Regions from separate parts of the Mus musculus genome. Here regions 1 and 2 are each linked to region 3. A link is a loop called in an ENCODE intact Hi-C map of the cell type or tissue named here. Cell type or tissue: left cerebral cortex. All regions are shown on one strand. Region 1 has its middle 48 kb from the start of Gm13021. Region 2 has its middle 9.1 kb from the start of Gm13016. Region 3 has its middle 5.5 kb from the start of Igsf21.

Evidence for each region. Hi-C counts contacts between places; a loop is a spot of excess contacts. Peaks named below come from ENCODE experiments on the same cell type or tissue, not always from the same donor. Only the 100,000 strongest peaks of a DNase experiment are listed, where the experiment ranks them.
Region 1: it touches region 3 in a loop (2.4-fold over the local background); 2 of 42 quality-filtered maps call a loop at or near these places.
Region 2: a loop joins it to region 3, with 5 times the contacts of the local background. A loop is called at or near these places in 6 of 42 quality-filtered maps.

What each region holds. Positions count from the first base shown.
Region 1 is chr4:140,469,072-140,471,571 of GRCm38, reverse strand. No RefSeq gene overlaps it. Among named protein-coding and RNA genes, the nearest start is that of Gm13021, 48 kb to the right of the region's middle. In left cerebral cortex, a CTCF peak has its summit at 1,334; DNase peaks (open chromatin) are centred at 1,269 and 1,570; H3K27ac peaks cover 1,066 bases.
Region 2 is chr4:140,370,156-140,372,655 of GRCm38, reverse strand. No RefSeq gene overlaps it. Among named protein-coding and RNA genes, the nearest start is that of Gm13016, 9.1 kb to the left of the region's middle. In left cerebral cortex, no CTCF peak of the experiment used is centred here; DNase peaks (open chromatin) are centred at 638 and 1,011; H3K27ac peaks cover 1,027 bases.
Region 3 is chr4:140,251,052-140,253,551 of GRCm38, reverse strand. No RefSeq gene overlaps it. Among named protein-coding and RNA genes, the nearest start is that of Igsf21, 5.5 kb to the right of the region's middle. In left cerebral cortex, a CTCF peak has its summit at 1,009 (motif pointing left); a DNase peak (open chromatin) is centred at 995.

The DNA.
Region 1 (2,500 bases), 220 kb before region 3:
GATAGAATGTCTCCAGATGCTGTAAGCCTCACGTTCTTCTCCTGGGCACGGCCATCTCTCATGCCTGCTCCCCTAGGAAGGCACAGGTGTGACAGGGGGCAGGCATGGGGTATGGGGAATGCTGGCCTAATGGGCCAGACACTGTGACAGGGCCAGACTCTGCTTGGGCCAGCAGCTGCTTTTACAGAAAGCTAAAATATTCAAAATGGGGTGTCAGCTATTGAGATGGCTGTCTGTGGAGGGTTTGCGGAGTTTGAGACCAGGCACCTATGTAAAAGCTGGGCATGGCGGAGCAGAGACAGGAGGCTCCCTGGAGCTTGCTAGCTAGTTAGTCCAGTGGGTGATCTCAGGGCTCAGGCAGAGACTCAGTCTACAGAGGTAAGGTGGAAGCTGGAGAGATGGCTCAGTGGTCAAGAGCAACTGGCTGCTCTCCCAGAGGACCCAGGTTCAATTCCCAGCAACCACATAGTGGCTCACAACCATCCTTAACTCCAGTTCCTGGGTGTCTGGTATCCTTTATGGACAAGCAAACAGGGTGTGCAGACATTCATGCAGGCAAAACATCCATATACGTGAAATAAATATAAATTGGAGAGAGACGGAAGGAAGACCCCTGATACCATATGCATGAACATGCATGTGCATGTGCATCTATAGACACCAGCGGTTGCACACACATGTACTCTCCCTCCCTCCTCCCACCCACATATGCCCCCACACCCACCCCTCACAATATACTAACCCATCCACCTTTATAAAATATCTGGAAGAAGTGTCTGGCCACTAACAGTAGTCCCCAGACTCAAACTGGCCCAAGATTCTTCTAGTTCACAAAGTCTGGACCCGAGTCTGTAGGTAAGATGCAATTAATATGTGTATAAATGCAATCAAGCATTTGTCTTCTGGGTACATTGATTGGTATTTATTGATGAGGCCTGTGTTTTAATGCCATACACCCACACTCAATATTAATAAAGAGCGGGTTGGAAGCTCTTAGCTGAGCCTTAACCAAGGATTAGCAATCTGTGTGCCTCGGTCTCTCCTGCCGGCTTACTTATATCTTCCAAAGTCTACCTTTAATCCTTCCTGCTGCAGACTTAGCCTAGTCTTGTTTCTATGGCAACAAGAGCATGATCCTCTTGTGCCTTATATGCAGAGAGGAGAGCGAGGGGGAGGGCGTGGCCATAATGTTTTCATAACTTGCTAGCCATCCAGGGTCCTTCCAGTTTTAAGTCAGCATTAGTCATATGGCTCCCAGGCTGGACTGAAGCCAGAGCAGGGTTTAGTGACTGTTGTGAATTTGTTGTTCTCTTAATTGTCCCCTCTGGGGGGCGCTGTGGGCGCATTTCTTTAGTATCTAGAGCACATGGGGTTTACAGACCCTGAAAAGGGAGAATAGAGGTCATAGTGGCCTGTAAAGGTTATTGAGAAGATTCTTGCTACAACAAAGTGTTCTGTAGAGACCAGATCTCCCACCCTGATGCCAGTGGGCTGCTTCCTTGGGAACTCTTCAGCTTGGCTGCTGTAACCAACTTTAGCCGATATGTCAATGAGTGGGTGTGGCCGTGTGCCAATAAATCTTTATTTATAGATGCTGGGATTTGAATTTTGTCTCCATTTCATATGTCACCAGATCTGTCTTTTTCTGTTCCTTTTCTAGTTATGTGGAACTGCAGAGTGAATCCTGGCTCTCGGGCTGCGTGAGCGCAGGCAGGGCGTGGATTTCCCCCAGGCGTGAGAGTCCTTTCCTGTGACTCCGGGCCTCTACTTTCTAACGTGTTCTGTTCATCCAGAGGATAGGCTGAAGGCTGTGAACTATTTAATCCAGAAACCCAAGGCTTGGATGCAAGAGAGGCAGCTGGGCAGGGGACTTGGGGATGACCTGATGTCTCAAGAGTTTCCTTTCCTCTCACACTGACCGACAGAAATCTTGGCAGAGGCCTGGGGTAGCCCTCTAGCTGAACAGGCTGCCATTGTGGCTATGAGCATTGAACGAGCATGTTTGAGAGAGATGGTGCAGGGGCTGCTTTCTGGCTGGGGACTGGAGAAGGCAAGATTTCCTCTCTGGATCTACAGTATATGGCCCCAGTCACAGCAGGAGGGTAGCTTCCTGTCCTCCATGATCTCTTTCCTATTGGGGAAATTCACCTCGGCCTGGCATCTCAGGAAGTCCAGGGATGTGTGCCGTCATGTTATCCCACACTGCAGCTGAGGCCGACGGCGAGCTGGGCCTGCCTTAGGGAGGTAGCTTTGGCTTGGGGGATAGCTCGCTGCCATTCAGATCCCAGCGCTGCGGTCTGAGGATGTGGCTCAGTCAGTAGAGTGCTTGTCTAGTGTCTTAGTTAGGGTTTCTATTCCTACACAAACATCATGACCACGAAGCAAGTTGGGGAGGAAAGGGTTTATTCGGCTTACACTTCCATACTGCTGTTTATCACCAAGGAAGTCAGGACTGGAACTCAAGCAGGGCAGGGAGCAGGAGCTGATACAGAGGCCATGG
Region 2 (2,500 bases), 120 kb before region 3:
TTCTCTCTCTCTCTCTCTCTCTCTCTCTCTCTCTCTCTCTCTCTCTCTCTCTCTGTGTGTGTGTGTGTGTGTGTGTGTGTGAGAGAGAGAGAGAGAGAGAGAGAGAGAGAGAGAGAGAGAGATAGGGTGTGTGATAGGTCAACCTTGGGTGTCATTCGGAGCTGTTCACCTTGTTTTTTGAGGCAAGATCTCTCACTGACCTTACGCTCAATGATTTAACCAGGCTGGCTGGCCAGGGAGCCCCAGAATCGACCTGCCTCTGCTTCCCCAGTGCTGGGATTGAGGGTGCAGGAAATGTGGGTTCTGGGGATTGAACTTGGACCCTCATGTGGGCACTTGATGGCAGGGCAGCATCAGAGGCAGGCAGAGCAACTGGGCGCTGTGGGGAGAGGCTCCATGCACCCAGGAGTCAGCCACACCGGGGTCTGAGCTATACATGAACTGCAGTTGTAGGACCTTGAACAAGGACTGTCTTCGGTTTCCCCATTCAGTAGAGTTGGACCAGGGTGCTCTCTGAGGCTCCTCCAGCATCTTGGCATCCGTGAACACACCTTTTCCCGGGACTAAGGCTTAACACAGCCCTCGTACGGGTGGGCTGGTTTAGGTGCAAACAGAGTGGGTTGTGTGTGGTGGGTGTCTTAGTGGCGCATCTGCTGCCAATATATTGGCAGTGCTGCCACCACAGGTCCCAATTTCAAAATGCCAGTGCTTGGGTGACAAGCCTCTCTTTTTGGGAGGAAGGCGAGTTCTGAGGTAAGGTGGAACTTATGTGTGTTTCCTCAGACCAAAGCCACCCTCTGAAAATCGCTGCTCAGGGCTGGGGAAACAGCGCCTTCTCCTCAGCAAAGAGGAGTCAAGAGGAGCATTGGAGAAGCGCTCTCCAGGAGACCTGGATTTGAATCCTGAAACTGGGTGGCTCTGGGGACACGCTCTGATTTTTCTCCGGGCGCCACCTCTCTCACTTGTCTGGGCTTCCCACGCACAGGCTGTTAAAGTGTTTTCTGGAAGAGGTGGGCTCTCGCCCAGCACTGGCTGTGCCAAGTGGGTAGGTTCTGAGGAGAGCCCGAAGGCTGGCACTGGGGAAAATGTCACCAAATCTAGCTCCTCCGAGGAGCCCAGCTCAGCAGCAGCCTTGGGTCCTTAGCAGTCCTGAACAGCAGCAGTGGCTGTATTAACAACTCCAACTGAGCATGCGCCGGATGCGCCTGATGCCTTGATGTGCCAGAGGGTCACCCTAACCCTCTGCCCTCAAGCTCTCTGCCTTTATGGACTTCACCTGAACACTGAGGGTTGCCTGTCGGACCATCAGCCCCGAAGACCTCACCAGTGGGCAACTGTCTCAGAACTGCTGGGTGGCAAAGCTTCAAGGATGCTGCCAGACAGCGGCTTGTGCTGTGCATGTGCTCAGATCCTCGCTGGGCACCGAACCTCTGCAGCCTTCACCCACCCCTGCTGACCCTGTGAGCTCAACTTTTCACTCTACTTGAAAAAACAAATAATTGTATTTATTTCATTTTCGTGCTAGTGGGTAGGTGTGCCTTAGCAGCCCATGGAGGTCAGAGGATAACTCAGAGGACTCAACCTTCTCTTTCCACTATGTGGGTTCTCGGAATTGAATACATGTTTCCCAGCTTGACCTGGCCGCAAGCGCCTGTGCCTGCTGAGCCATCTTGCCCATCTTTTGCTTTCTGCCCCTTTGCTCAAGTACTTTCCTGTCACTTGGTTGTTATCAGGGTCTAGTCACAGAGGTGGTTCACAGTTGCGCCTTCCTGAATACTGCTCTGCTCCCAGCACCCAGAGTAGTCCCTGCGTGTAGTAGATGCTCAGTAAACACCCACAGAACTAATGAAGTGTGAATACATGAATGATGTGGAGTGAGAGCATTTGCTCAGGCTCAGTCTTTCAAGGTAATGTCTTGTTGGCACAGCAGCAGACAATAGGTGAAGGATGTGCCAGAACCCAGGCTCCATACTAGCCTCAGGGACCACTTCCCCCAGCCAGGCTCAGTCTCCCAGAGGCAGAAGGAGAGTGTCACAGAATCAACCCAGTGCTGGAGAGATCTTAGATCCCTGCAAGGACATCCTGGGGCTGATCTGGAGGGAGCAGGGCTAAGGTTTGAATGTGTACCATGCTGTCTGGCCAGTGAGACCAGACTCCTAGGTAATTTGGCAGGACTCCTGGAACTGGAGAGGACTCAGACCCTCACAACAGAGGCTTCAGAGAGCATTTGGCTCCTAGGTGTCCACTGCCTTCTGCAGGGCGAAGGTCCAGGGATGAAGAGACATGGGGGTGAAGTTCTGTGTGGCAAGCAGGGACCCCTGCCCAGCAGTGCTTCCATCTGGGACCCCAGAATCTTGGGAGAATTCATTTCAGTTCTTTATAAATGATCCAACCTTGGGTAGCTCTGAGGAGTTGCTTTTATGTGCCAGGCCCTGCGACTCTGGTGCTGAGAGGAACCCATGTGTGTCACATGGGAGCTCACGATGCCTTTGAGGAGCTG
Region 3 (2,500 bases):
GACGCTGACCAACTTGGCCTCCACTCCCAGGCTCCAGCTGCCTTACGTGGTGACTCTGGTGTCACCAGTGTGTCTGGAGTGCTTCCCATGATTGATTCTTCCCCCAGACTACTCTTTCCCTAGCTAACCTGGAACTCCCAGAGCTCCGGAGTTGCATCCCCCCCCACCCCCCGAAAGGCCAGCTCAGTGTCACAAACAACACCTCTGCTTCATTAGTGGCTGAAGAGGAAGGAGACAGAAGTGAGGAGAAAGTGAATTCCTGCTGGGCAGGATGTCGCAGATGGCTGACATCCTGCCCAGTCTTTGCCTCTTCCCAACAGGAATCATGAAACCCACAGAATCAAAATCACCTGTCCATACTGTAAATGGACAGGAGTGTCTGACACTTTCTGGGACCTGAAGGCACAGCCAGAAAGCAGGTTGTAGAGAGGGGAGAGGTTTGAGCGCTTTACCCTATGGCTTCTGTACTTAACCAAAACCTGCGGGCACCCATGCCATTAGGTTCCCAATTGCATCACTAACTTGGATAGTTAGACCTCCCTGCTCAACTTCCAGAACCACATGACCTGGGCCTGCATGAACCAGAACCATGTGACCCTGGCCTGCGTGAACCAGAACCAAATGACCGGGGCCTAAAAGAATAACACGAGAGTTCTCAGGGAACAAGGTAAAATAGCCCAGACCTTCTGGAACGTTCAGTGAGACCTGGGGAGACAAGGATCACAGTGGGAAAATCTCTGTTCTTGTAGTGGGAACAAGGTACCCACTCCATACAAATTGCAGGGGCCTCAGTTTCCCCTCTACAGTATTTCTTCCCCCATCACAAAATGGACTAACTGGAAGCATGTCTAGGGATATCATGCCTTGCCTTGGAAACATTGACACTTAAGGAATCTGTGACTAAGAAGGTGATTCATGTTATGAACTACAGGCCCTCCAATTCAAAAGGAAAGGAAAGGAAAAAAAAAAAAAAAAGGAAAATCGCGTGTTCCATGGCGCCACCTATTGGCGATTTTCAAAATTGCAGAGTGAGAGGGAAAGTAGACAAGGGAGGATTTCAAGAGTGACCTCAGATTTATCAGCCCCGAAATGATAACCTGGAGACAAGGGTCCGAAACTGGAAATGGATGGATTAATGCTCTAAAGGATCACAGGGGAAAATGAACCGGCTTCCCTCCTTTGCTTTTGCATTATGGCCAACACTTTGCAAGTCTCTTCAGACCTCCACACTGTAGTCTGCCCACTCTTCTACAGTGGAACCACTGTAAAGGATGCTGGGCTGAGGACCACAGAAGCAAACAAACCGTGGGTCATAGCAGCACTGCGTTGCTGACTGCCTCAAGTGCCAGTTCAGCAGCCACAGCTGATCCTCATGGTTTGAACATCTTCTGATGTGATCACAAGCCACACTGGTCACTCTAGTCCTATCTGCATTTCACAGGCAAGGGGGAGACTGGCCCAGGCATGTACCAGGTAGGTGACCAATGAATTTGTCACAGTGGATAGGAAGAGAGTTCTTCCTTCCTATCTTCTGGTCAGAATCGCCTTTCTGAGAGTCGAGACTGGGATTTAAGTCTAGGCTCCTGACCCCAGAGCCTACGCTTTCGCTCAGGCACTTGACTGTATCTGCTGGCACCTCTGGTAATGACTAACATCTGCTGCCCTGCTCCTTCACAGCCAGACAGCACAGTGTGCAGGAAAAGAATAAATCCTGCTGATATTTCCTAATCTGTATTCATCCATCCACACCACCTCTCTATGTGGACCCACTAAGCCTTTTTCTGATCTGTCTACCTGTTCATCCACTCCACTGCCCATCCATCCATCCATCCATCCATCCATCCATCCATCCATTATCCTTTATGTTCATCTATGTATGCATGCATGCATGCATGTATGTATGTATGTATGTATGTATGTATGTATGTATCTATCTATCTATCTATCTATCTATCCATAAATTCCTCTATTTGTCTGTCTGTCTGTCTGTCTGTCTGCATGCCTGCCTGTCTATCTCTATCACCTATCATTTTCATTCATCTGCCCATCCTTTCATCCATTTTTATCTGTGTACCCACAATCTTTCCATCTATCCATCATCTATCCATCCTTCCATCATCCATCCATCCTTCCATTCATCATCCTTCCATCCATCAATCCTTCCATCTATCCATCATCCATCCACCAATCCATCCTTCCTTCCTTCCATCCATCTATCCATCCACCATCCATCCAACCTCCCATTTATCCATCCATCTATCCCTTCCTTCCCCCCAACAGTCACTTTCCATCTTTCTTGGCCCAAATGATCAGATGAATCACCTGTGGTCCTGTACACATTAGGCCCACAATGCTCTGTGAGGACACAGAACAGATATCTCCAACTTCAGCATAGAGAGGTGGGCTGGAGAGTATGGGCTGGGAAACATAGGTCAGAAAGCAGAGAGACAGATCAGCAAGGGGTCGTCTATCTTTAGATGCCAACTTTACCATATACCAG